Linked DNA regions of Homo sapiens: region 1 is linked to region 2. A link is a loop called in an ENCODE intact Hi-C map of the cell type or tissue named here. Cell type or tissue: breast epithelium. All regions are shown on one strand. Links, peaks and the distances in the headings refer to the core of each region. The heading gives the core; the rest is flanking DNA.

Region 1 (6,489 bases), core at 804-4,803, 120 kb before region 2:
TTCCAGCACTTTGGGAGGCCGAGGTGGGCACATCACCTGAGGTCAGGAGTTTGAGACCAGCCTGACCAATTTGGCAAAACCCTGTCTCTACTTAAAATACAAAAGTTACTCGGGCATGGTGGTGCACACCTGTAATCCCAGATACTTGGGAGGGTGAGGCAGGAGAATCGCTTGAACCTGGGTGGCCGAGATTGCAGTGAGTTGAGATTGTGCTACTGTACTCCAGCCTGGGTGGCAGTGAGACTCCGTCTCAATTAAAAACAAAAAAAGTGCATGTTATTTGATGGTTTTTATATTCCTTTATTCATTTCGGCAAAAGCCATTCCCCCACGTTGTTGTAAGAATCTGATTGTTAGATGATACTCTTGAAGTAGGCTGACCCAAAATATTTTTCGGAGACTTGGCTATGAAGAATTTTATAAACTAACTTAAGTTGCCTTTCTTTTAAGGAGCTGACATAGTGGAATTGTGCAAAGAAGTTATTTTAGTTTCCCTTAGGGTTAAATATTTATTGAAGAGGGAAGATGGCTTCTTCCACAACAATTTTTATTTTCTCCTTTTCTAATCTGTTCTAAAAGTCTTTTAGCTGCCTTGCTACTAGGAAAAGGGACTTACTCATTTCCATTGAACTCAAAATGTTACTTTGTGTGTGTGTTTAATTTCCCCATCACCCACTCTGCAGACTCAAAACCTCTGAGCTAGACCATGCCTTGATTTTTTTTTTCTTTTAAATGCCATGAGTTAGACATTTAAGGACACCAAATGATTGAAAATAGTCGAAAATGTTCACTTGACCCTCATTGCCTATGACATTGCTGTTAGCTTTCTGCATGAAAGTGCAAACTTCAATTTTCAGGAAGGCCCACATCCCAGAACTGGCATTGTTTCCTTAGTCATTGGAAGCAGAAAACTACAGCAGAAGTGTTGCCTCCAGCCGTACAGAGAAGAACAATCTGCAGGCACAATCTGGAAACCTTTCCCAGTGAAGGGAGAAAGTGAGAGTGGCGTTCTGGCCTTGGAAAAACAAACATTTGTTATTACTTTCCTAGGGACTGAAATTTTTAGCTCCCCAGTGCAATCTGTGTATAATCTAGATTTCCAGATTTCCTAAATGGAAAACAGATAAACAAAAATCAGCCTTCTTAAATTATGTATGGTGGTAAAATAAAGTAACTGAGAAGGAAACAGGATTCCTAAACCGAATGGACTTTAGCAAAAGAATCTTTCACCATTAATAATTTCTCCCTGAACAAATATGCAGATATTTTACCAGACAGAGAATAGAGACTTTGTTTTGGCTTATCTTGCTTAAGAGTAATTCTGAGAATCTATTACTTGTGAGAGAATAAGATTCATAAGGAATGTTCGTTAGAGAGTTGTACTGGGAGATTCACAGGCTACATTTCTAATTTTTTCCTAAAGAACTCCTTTTACAATAAAAAACCATGCTGTAAGCTGCAGAGTGTTGCTGAAATGTAAGCTTTTACCATTGTTGTAGATCTGGCATCTTGTTTAGAACCCATAGTTTCCTAATATTTGCACGTTATAACATATGAAGCTAAACTGTATAGTACATAAAACTCATACAATTTTTTTTTTTTCGAGATGGAGTCTTGCACTGTCACCCTGGCTAGAGTGCAATGACATGATCTCAGCTCGCTGCAACCTCTGCCTCCTGGGTTCAAGTGATTCTCCTTGCCTCAGGCATCCAAGTAGCTGGGATTACAGGTGCCCGCCACCATGCCCAGCTAACTTGTTTGTATTTTTAGTAGAGATGGGGTTTCACTTTGTTGGCCAGGCTGGACTCAAACTCCTGACCTCTTGATCCGCCCACCTCAGCCTCCCAAAGTCCTGGGATTACAGGCATGAGCCACCCAGCCCTGCCAATACATACAAATTTTAACTCCAGGGTAAATTGATAAGACTTCTTCCTTCATGGAAGTTAAATTCTAATAGGATCCCTAATGCCCCATCTAGCCCTGCAGTATTTCAGGTCAACAATAACTCTTTGCTGACTGAAGATTTGACTGGATGGTACACGCCCTCCAATGGAACTAACAGGCTCAACAGCTCTAGGTGCATAAATAATCTTCATCCTACAAATAAAGAATTCTAAATTGGACTCTAAATATTGTATGTGGCTACTGTGGAAGCTAGGAAGATTGATTGGATTAATATCAAGTTTCACAATGTGTTCTTTCATTAGGATGTCAGTAATGAGAATGAACTATTCATTAGAACAGCCAACTTTCTAAAGAATAAGAGTGCTGACCTCACACATGACTGGGGCAGAACAGGGTACTGTTTACTTCATGAGAGCCCTAGAATGGGACGCAGTGGATTGGGGGCCGTTCCCTACTCTATTGCCAAGTATGTGCATTTGCCACTCTGACTTCTTATAGGTAAAGTATTGGCAGTTATGTCCTCCATAGTCAATTTCATTCTTAAAAAGGCCATGTGTCCCAAACATTAACTGAAAAACAAAAAGCGAGATTCAAAGACTTCTCATATGCTGTTGGTCGGAGTGTAAATTAGTTCATTGTGAAAAGCACTGTGAAAGGCAATTCATCAAAGATCTGAAAACTGAATACCATTTGACCTACCAGTCCCATTACTGGGTTTATATGCAGAGGAATATAAATTATTCTACCATAAAGACCCATGCACGTGAATGTTCACTGCAGCATTACTCACAATAGCAAAGATATGGAATCAACCTAAAGGCCCAGCAATAACAGATTGGCTAAAGAAAATGTGGTACATCTACACCATGGAATACTATGCAGCCATAAAAAATGAGATCCTGTCTTTTGCAGGAACATGGATGGAGCTTGAGGCCATTTTCCTTAGCAAACTATGACAGGAACAAAAAAACAAATATTGCATGTTCTCACTTACAAGTGGGAATTCAGTGATTTGAACACATGGACACACAGAGGGGAACAGCAGACTTTGGGGTCTCCTGGAGGATAGAGGGTAGGAGGAGGGAGAAGAGCAGAAAAAAATAACTTGGGTACTTGGCTTAGTACCTGGGTGGTGAAATAATCTGTACCATCCCCATAACATGAGTTTACCTATGTAATGAACCTGTACATGTACCTCTGAGCCTAAAATAAAAGTTAAAAAAATTCTCACTTCAGTTATCACATTGAAAGGAATACAGATCATCAGACAATGAAGAGCAAATCAAATTATTCCTGGTATCTCTTCGAGGATGTTTACAAGGAGGGAAGTCTGTTAATGAATGCTGAAAACATGTGAAATTATCCTTACCATCTTGTCCATTCTGCATGCCTCACAATGTACCCTCCTTTCTTCAAGGTTTTTCCCTCCACTGTAAAGTCTGAAGTGTAACACCCAAGCCATGTGGAGATTTTCACATCTTCGCTGCCCTGTTGTCCTCAGCATCTATCTCCGCCTTTCTCCTTACAGTCACACTTGGCTCTTTCCAACACGAATCACTAGCCTTTACTTTCCCTGTTGTATCTTCTTTACTCATTGCTTTAGTTCTAAACCATAGAATTCCAAAAGCCAAGCTGGAAAAGGAGGAGTTACCTTTTGTGAGGTGAGAAGGGGAAAAACTGTGGGTATTCATACTCAAAATATTTGCTAGTTGCAGCTCTATAAGAAGTCATCCAGCAGCTTGGAGAAGTATATGGTTCACAAAGATGATTCATCCAAGAACCAGTTTGAATATTTAGATGATTTAGAGTGGAATTAGTTAGAATAGAAATGAGTATAGAATTGCCACAGGTCACAATATAAGAGAAAAATTAGCAAATTAATTAATTGGATGTTGTTCTATAGCCAGTATTTGTTTTAGAGATTTTTATGAAGTACTTTTCCTTCCTGAAAGTCATTATAAAGCTTTGTAGTAACCTGATAATGTTGAATATTTACTTTAATGTCATCCAAAAAACTATAGAGTTTTGAAAGATGGAATGAGAAACTGGTCTGTAATAAGGAAAAACCAGAAAGACTGTAATACATTTGCATCTTTTTCAAATTCATATGCTAACTAGAGCTAACAAATGTTAAATAATTTCAGAAAGTATCTTTGCTGGGCCTATTCTGACCAGTAAATAAAAGCATTTGAATGAGTTCACCATCTTACATGGATAGTCTGTGGAGAAGAAATGGATTTTAAAGAGCCTGAACTAGTTCCCAGCAAATTTGATCACATCATTGGTTTTTTAAAACATGTCTTTTACCTACACGCGGTAACAGATTTGTATTATATGCGCTAAAATGATAATATTGATATTAATGAGGTGATATTGTCTTACATGTATTACCAGGGGAGCATCTTTCTGTTTTTTCTCCCTTTCTTTTTCTATTTTTTCTTTGTTTCTTTTTCTCTTTCCTTTTCATTTATATATATAAATAAATATATAAATATATATATATATATATATTTTTTTTTTTTTTTGAGAGAAAGTCTTGCTCTGTTACCCAGGCTGGAGTGCAATAGCATGATCTCAGCTCACTGCAAACTCCACCTCCTGGGTTCAAGTGATTCTCCTGCCTCAGCCTCCTAAGTAGCTGAGATTGCAGGCACGTCTCACCACGTCCAGCTGATTTTTGTATTTTTAGCAGAGATGGGGTTTCAGCATGATTGCCAGGCTGGTCTTGAACTCCTGACCTCAAGTAGTATGCCTGCTTCAGCCTCCCAAAGTGCTGGGATTACAGGTGTAAGCCACCGTGCCCAGCCTCTTTTTTTCCTTTTAATAAAACACTGGTTACAATGTGAGAAACAGATTGGAGATTGGACAGGGAGACCAGTTAGGAGTCTGTTCCAGTAGTTCAAGTGACAGCTGATGCCCTCTTAAACTAAGGTATTGAGGGAGATGATGGGAACTAAACAGCAGATTCAAGAGTTCTAGGGCATACAATGAAGAGAACTTGGCAATAAATTGATAATGGGAATTTTGAGACAAGGATGAGTGAGTCCAAGTTGATTTCTGCATTTAGGGTTGGTTGACTGAATGGTGGTGCCATTCACCTGGATGGGAAATGCTGGAGGAATGTTGGAGTAGCACACAGGGCTGGGGTCCTGAGTTCTGCACTCACTAATGGGACTTTGCTTGTCCTATGATATTAAGATGCATACTATGGCGGAGTGTGGTGGCTCACACCTGTAATCCCAGCACTTTGGGAGCCTGAGGCAGGCAGATCACAAGGTCACGAGATTGAGACCAGCCTGGCGAGCATGGTGAAAGCCCATCTCCACTAAAAATAAAAAATTTGGCTGGGCATGGTGGCAGACGCCTGTAATCGGAGCTACTCGGGAGGCTAAGGCAGAAGAATCACTTGAATCCAGGAGATGGAGGTTGTAGTGAGCTAAGATTGTGTCACTGTACTCCAGCCTGGTGACAGAGCGAGACTCCATCTCAAAAAAAGATGCTTATTATATATATAGTTCTATTGAATATGTATGTTAGTATATATATCTAGTTCTGTTGAATATATATTATTGTGTGTGTGTGTGTGTGTATATATATATAGGGTATAATATGCATATGTAATATATGCATTATATATAATATGCGTATTGTACCCTGTATATATATATGCATAGAACTATATATAATATGCAAATTATACCTTGTGTATATGTATATATACTATCCTATACAATAGAACTATATATATATAATCATACTCAATAGAACTAGATATATATAGGATGTAGCAATATGCATAGAACTATATATAATATGCATATTATACCTTATATATGTGTGTGTGTGTGTGTGTATATATATATATATATATATAGTTCTATTGAAGTATGCACTAGCTTCCAGCATGTAGCCTTTATATTCTACTGATGCCCCATCACTTTGGAATTACCTCTTATCTTTTTCTCTCCTGCCTTTCTAATATCACCCCACCACTGATTCCCATCTGATTATGCCTACTTCACTGAAGCACCCTTGTCACTCCCTTCAATGCCTAAAGTATTGCTTTCTTAAGTGCTATGGAAGCAGAGTTCCTTTTCTTGCAGTGAATAAACTACATCCCAAGGATCTCACCCCTTGCTTCCCCAGTGAATAGCTCTCAGATGGAAAATAAAACAGCACCATTACTCTCTGAGATTAAGAGGGACAGGTTTGCATACTCAACAAACATTGTCTGATGGGGAATAACTGCCAAATTTATCATCTCAGGGTGTTGGTAGTTGTTATTTTAATGTAAATTTTGAATAGATAATAGATTAATATGAATCTTATTTTACCAGGCAGAAAAATGGTATACAGTGAAGAGTAATGCTTCCTCCAACCTCTGCCCCCAGGTAATACTGTTCTTTTCTCCACAGACAAATACCTGGTTATCTCTGGGTCTGGGTATTAACTGTATCTGTGTCTTCTCCCAGTCATAACATACAATATCTCTAATTCATAGAAAATCACTACCTCTTACCAAGGGAATACTTCCTGTAACACCTTTAGCAGGGAACAATATCGGATAATCCCAAAGCAAGATGTT
Region 2 (6,489 bases), core at 1,721-5,720:
TTAATACACAAACTACTTATAAATCTATAGGCAGTGTATAAGCAAACCATAGACAGTGCAGTACCGTCGGCTGTTTATACAAGAGCTGTTATTACCCCTAAGCCCAGAAGGCAATGAGAGAAAGTGATTTGTAGAATTCCAAAGGAGATAGGAAAGCAGCTGGTCCAGTGTGAGTCTGAGAATAAATACCCTGGTCCCTGCTCCTGGTCTTCAGTTGCCTGCCTGAGCTCTCCATCAGCCCAGCCCCACAGGCTGCTAGATGTGGTATCCTGGCCAGGTGTGGTGGCTCATGCCTATAATCCCAGAACTTTGGGATGCCAAGGCGGGAGGATCATGTGAGGTCAGGAGTTCAAGACCAGCCTGGCCAACATGGTGAAACCCCATCTCTACTAACAATACACAAATTAGCAGGCATGGTGGGGAACACTTGTAATTCCAGCTACTTGGAAGGCTGAGGAAGGAGAGTTGCTGGAAACCGGGAGGTGGAGGAGGCAGTGAGCCAATATCACAACACTGCACTCCAGCCTGGATGATGGAGAAAGACTCCATCTCAAAAATAAATAAATAAAAAGATGTGGTATTCTGTTAATCATGGCTGACCATTTTCCAGGGCAGAGAGCAGGGTGGAATGGGATGGAGAGTGAATCAGCAGGGGAGCATGGAAGATGCATCAGATATACCCACACACCCTTTACTCTTTACCCCTTGACTGCCATTTTCTAGCCTTTAAAGCAGTAGAAGGCCAGCAAAGTGGTCAGGAACACAGATATCAAAGCTTAATTAATAGTTAGTCTATTTTGGAGTCCAATAAAGGATTTGCCACCTTCTAGCCATGAAACTTCAGGCAAGTGACTGAACCTCTTTGAGTGTATTAGTCCATGCTGCATTGCTATAAAGAAATACCTGAAGGTCAGTTGTGGTGGCTGACACCTGTAATCCCAGCACTTTGGAGGCTGAGTCAGGCAGATCACCTGAAGTTAGGAGTTTGAGACCATCCTGGCCAACATGGTGAAACCCTGTCTCTACTAAAAATACAAACATTAGTCAGGTATGGTGGTACGTACCTGTAGTCCCAGCTTCTCGGGAGACTGAGGCATGAGAGTCGCTTGAACCCGGAGGTGGAGGTTGCAGTGAGCTGAGATTGTACCACTGCACTCCAGCCTGGGTGACAGGAAGACTCTGTCTCAAAAATAATAATAATAATAATAATAATAGCAATAATGCCACCTGAAACTGGGTAATTTATAAAGAAAAGAGGTTTATTTGACTCACAGTTCTGCTGGCTGTGCAGTTATGGCTCCAGCATCTGCTCTGCTTCTGGTGAGGCCTCAGGGAGGTTCCACTCATCATGGGAGGCATGTTGGGCAGGGAAGAGGAACACGCAAGAGAGAGGGGAGGAGGTGCCAGCCTCCTTTAAACAACCAGATCTCGTGTGAACTAACAGAGTGAGTGCTCACTCATCACTAAGGGGATGGCAGGCACCAAGCCATTCTTGAGGAAGCCACCCCCATAACTCAAATATTTCCCTCCAGGCCCACCTCCAACATTGGGGATCACATTTCAACATGAGATTTAGAGAGGACACATATCCAAACTGTATCACCGAGCCTCCATTTCTTCACCTGCAAAATAATGAGGTGCAAGTACCTACCTCTTGTCCTTACTGTGATAAAATATTTCTACCTTTATTCTTTTTTTTTTAATTTTATTATTATTATACTTTAAGTTTTAGGGTACATGTGCACAACGTGCAGGTTTGTTACATATTTATACATGTGCCATGTTGGTGTGCTGCACCCATTAACTTGTCATTTAGCATTAGGTATATCTCCTAATGCTATCCCTCCCCCCTCCCCCTCCCCCTACCCCACAACAGTCCCTGGTGTGTGATGTTCCCCTTCCTGTGTCCATGTGTTCTCATTGTTCAATTCCTACCTATGAGTGAGAACATGCGGTGTTTGGTTTTTTGCCCTTGCGATAGTTTGCTGAGAATGATGGTTTCCAGTTTCATCCATGTCCGTACAAAGGACATGAACTCATCATTTTTTATGGCTGCATAATATTCCATGGTGTATATGTGCCACATTTTCTTAATCCAGTCTATCGTTGTTGGACATCTAGGTTGTTGGTTTTTTTTTTTTTTTTTTTTTTTTTTTTTTTTTTTTTTTTTTGAGATGGAGTTTTGCTCTCTTGCCTAGACTGGAGTGCAGTGGTATGATCTCAGCTCACTGAAGCCTCTGCCTCCCGGGCTCAAGCAATTGTCGTACCTCAGTCTCCCAAGTAGCTGGGATTACAGGTGCAAATCACCATGCCCATTTAACTTTTGTAGAGATAGGGTTTCGTCCTGTTGGCCAGGCTGGTCTTGAACTCCTGACCTCAGGCGATCTACCTGCCTTGGTCTCCGAACGTGCCGGGATTATAGGAGTGAGCCACTGCACCCAGCCTATCCTTTTTAATGCGACTAATGGACTCCACATTTATTTATTTATTTATTTATTTATTGTCCTATCCACCCTATTCCACTGTGAATGTAAATTTCCGGGGGGGCAGGGATTTTGATCTATTTTATTCACTGACATAGCTCTAGCATTAAGACTAGTTGGTGGCATAGAGGAGGCAATCCATAAATATTTGGGGGCATCAGTAAATAAGATAGTGGCTACAAAGGGCTTAGGGTAGGGCCTGGAATGCGTTAACAGCTTGATATTTGAGCAAGTATTTGGTAGTAAATACATCAAAGTTGATTTTAAACACCCAAACACAGACAAGCAAAGAACGGGAAATCCCCCAGGTAGGGATGATATTTAGAAATAGGAATAAAATAAGCCTGGCGAAATTACCTTTGGTGAGTTCCTTGCAAGGTTATGTGATTTAAAAAAAAAATCTGTAATTACATTTCTCTATGTAATTTTGTTTTATCATCTATTTATTTATTTACTTTTGCAATTAATTTATTTTAGTAACCTAAACTCATCGTTAAGTCTGTAGTCCTGGAAACCATGTCAACCGTCAGATCTCTGTCTATGCTCAAAAACCTCAACTTGCTGGCTGGGCTTGGTGGCTCGTGTTAGTCCCAGCACTTTGGGAGGCCGAGGTGGGTTGATCACTTGAGGTCAGGAGTTCAAGACCAGCCTGGCCAACATGATGAAACCCTGTCTCTACTAAAAATACAAAAAACTAGCTGGGCATGGTGGTGTGCATCTGTAATCTCAGCTAATCCAGAGGCTGAGGCAGGAGACTCCCTTGAACCTGGGAGGGGGAGGTTGCAGTGAGCTGAGATCACACCACTGCGCTACAGCCTGGGCAACAGAGCAAGACTCCATCTCAAAGAAAAAACAAAAACAAAAACCCTTATTTGGCAGTGACTGGGTACACAGAGTTGTGCAACAGGAGACCCGCCTGCAGAAAGTACCCACTGGGATCCTCACCACACAGCAGGCCTCAGAATTTCCCCTGCCTCCTGATCGGTGTTCAGATGTAGATAGTAGGTTCAGTGGGTTGATTAAGTTAATGACATTTGTAGCGGTGTTATAGGCTGCAGGCCAGGGAGAGGCTTTCTGGAAAATTGCAGGGAGAAATCCTGCAGGCTCTGCCTTTGAAAGATAATGCTAGTTGCATGCTGGGGCTGTCTCCTCCCTTTGTCTTGAAGGTGTAGAAGACACAGCTTTGCGGGCTGAGTAAACATATGTGCATGGTTAAGGTAAAAATGCTACTTAGCTCTTCTTCCCGTTAATTCGTTCAAGAACTGGTGAAAGAGAGCACACTTCTTGGAGACTGAACTTTTAAATGCTTCTGCTGGGTCTCTTGAGTTCTTAAAATTATCGTTTTGATCTTTCTGTCCCGTGCAGATACAAAATACATAAACATCCACGTGACTCTTTTTATTTTTCACTTAGAACCTGCGCATTGTCCTAGCAGGTACTCCCTCAGGGCCTGGGTTTTGTTGTCACTGCTGGAATGCAGTTGCTCCTCCTTGCCTTACTCAGGCCTCTGCCAGCTTCTCAGACAGCTTTGTCAAGCAATTGCTACTCAACCAGCGATTACTATTAACCCTTCGTTACCTAAATCCACCCACCATTTTTCTTTTCCTATACCGATGGGCCTCAAGCTTGAGTTTGCATTAGCTTCCCCCAGAGGGTTTGATCCCCTAGAGACTTAGAGGGTCCCCACCCTCAGAAGTTCTGAATTGTTAGGTCTGGGTGGGGCTCAGGGATTTCATTTTTTAACGAAACCCTAGGTCCTGCTGAAGCTGCCAGTTCCCATCTCTACTAAAAATAGAGAAATTTGCCAGGTGTGGTGACACACACCTGTAGTATCAGCTACTTGGGAGGTTGAGGCACGAGAATCGCTGGAACCCGGGAGGCAGAGGTTGCAGTGAGCTGAGATCGCACCGCTCCACTCCAGCCTGGGCAACAGAGTGAGACGCTTTCTCACAAAAAAAAAAAAAAAAAAAAAAAAATCCGAACGTCTCGTGTTAACAGGCTGATCATTATTTTCAAAAATGTTTCCTCTCTTTCTTTCCACATGGAAGCTCCATGTGAGCAGATATTTCTTTGTTTTGTTTTGTTTTGTTTTTCGTTTTTGCATCATTCACTGCTGTGTCCTGTGTGCCTGGAAAAGTACCTGACATTTAGCAGGGGCTTAATAGACATCTGCTGCATGTTGAATAATAGTGAGGATGTCAGCATCACCTGCTGCCCTTTGGGGGAGCAGATTTTAGGGCACTGTAGCAAGGCTGATTATAAGTCAGTGCCCTATGTAAGGCCTGGAACCTAAAATCTCCAATCATTGTTTTTGTTCTGTTGAATTAAGCCACCACCCTAAAGAGCCAGAAGCCTAACACTGAAGGAAATAGAAAATGTGGATCTCACAACACATCATTTCAAGTGTGTACATATACTAATAGCATACGCTAAACATCATCTAAACACTAAATATAATGATATAATGGCATTGGTCATAATCTTGAAGGTAGTTGCATCTCCGTAAAGTTTCCCATTGAGCTGCTGTTCCGCTGCTGCTGGCTTCCACCCCCAGCACCCACCCCTCTAGATTTATAATTTCCCCAACTTGGGTTGAAGCCCCAGATGACTGGGAGCTGCTTCTTTACTTTGGTTCCCTTCAGTCCCTTCGGCAGATGGCACAATTCTTAGTGTGTGTGATTGGGGTTTTCAGCATTGGCTGTGCATTGGCATTGCATGGGGAGTGTTAGAAAAGATTGATGTCTGGGTACTGCCCCCGAAGATTCTGATTTAATTGGTCTGAGGATCCCTGGGCATCCAGATTTTTAAAAGCTTACAGCCAAGGTTGTGAACCATCAGATCAGGGACAAAGGCGATCTGGAGGAAGACGGGGCGGGGAAAGAAAAGAGGAAAAGAGAATCCTGATTTCTGGAGCCAACAAAGGGCCCTGTGGGAGCAGAGGTTGTTGTAGGATAATGAAGGGGTGAGCTGGCAGCCAAGAGCTCAGGACATGCTTGAGGAAAGAACGTTCAACTCAGAAATAAGACTGCTTTCATGCGTTAATTATGCACCTCTTGTCTTCTCTAATCGTTTTATCCAGGGTAACCTTGTTGGCCCAAGGAAATTATAAATTCCTTGGGATCAGCAATGTGTCTTACAGTTACCCTGTAGCTCCCAAGGTCTCTAGCAGCCTTGCATTCATGTGGGATTCTTCAAAAGTAGCCCTCAAATTACTGAAGAACTGTGAGGTCAGAGTGGTAAGTAAAAGATTAAAATGTCTGCCAATCAATCACGGTTGCATATGTGTGTGTTTCATCATTTCACATTGTTTGATTTCTTTCCGCTATGAAAAGACATATGCACACAGAAAAAGAACAGTAACACACACAAAAAAATCAGCCAGTTAAAACCACCACCACCACCATCATCACCACAGAAACTTAGAAATGGAGCCCAGTAGAGCATCAGTTGTCAGATATGGGGGCTTCAAGTCCCCAAAGCAGATGTCATCTCATGTCATTGGGAAGTAAAGATGTTCACGGTGCAAGCGTCATTCACAGACACGCATGCTTGAGTTCCAAGGGAGCAGATGTGAGCCAGTTAGGAAGACGCCAGGAAAACACCATGCTTGCCCCACTCCCCAGTCTAGTGTTTAATTCACAGGCCCACATTGCAACTCTTCAATACTTTATTAAACACATCTCTTCTCCTGGATACCCTACTACCTTCAGAGCAAACACATTCTACTCTTTGAAGGCAAGTGTGTTCTTAACTGCTTGGATCCTACCCTTTATGACAGAGAAGAAGAAGATATTGCTAAGGGTTGGATTAGAGGTAGGAAACTGGGGAAGCTCTGGTAAATGGAAGAGGGGTTTACCTTGTTTTTTCATTCATAATGTGAATATAGGCAAGGTTAGAATCCCGGTGCACGTCACCATTGTCAAAATGACATCCACAAGCAGTATTGATGCCTCCACCAGGTAAACAGCAGTTCCCTGGTATATATCAGAAGCGTGCTTTTCTGTAT

The links. Peaks named below come from ENCODE experiments on the same cell type or tissue, not always from the same donor. Only the 100,000 strongest peaks of a DNase experiment are listed, where the experiment ranks them.
Region 1: a loop joins it to region 2, with 5 times the contacts of the local background. A loop is called at or near these places in 1 of 110 quality-filtered maps.

Annotation. Positions count from the first base shown.
Region 1 is chr16:6,802,423-6,808,911 of GRCh38, forward strand. The region is part of intron 3 of RBFOX1 (RNA binding fox-1 homolog 1); the gene reads left to right. Among named protein-coding and RNA genes, the nearest start is that of RBFOX1, 790 kb to the left of the region's middle. In breast epithelium, for the core only: no CTCF peak of the experiment used is centred there; no DNase peak of the experiment used is centred there.
Region 2 is chr16:6,922,981-6,929,469 of GRCh38, forward strand. All of the region lies in intron 3 of RBFOX1 (RNA binding fox-1 homolog 1), which reads left to right. Among named protein-coding and RNA genes, the nearest start is that of RBFOX1, 910 kb to the left of the region's middle. RefSeq lists enhancers at 2,939-3,613, 3,614-4,288. In breast epithelium, for the core only: no CTCF peak of the experiment used is centred there; a DNase peak (open chromatin) is centred at 3,962.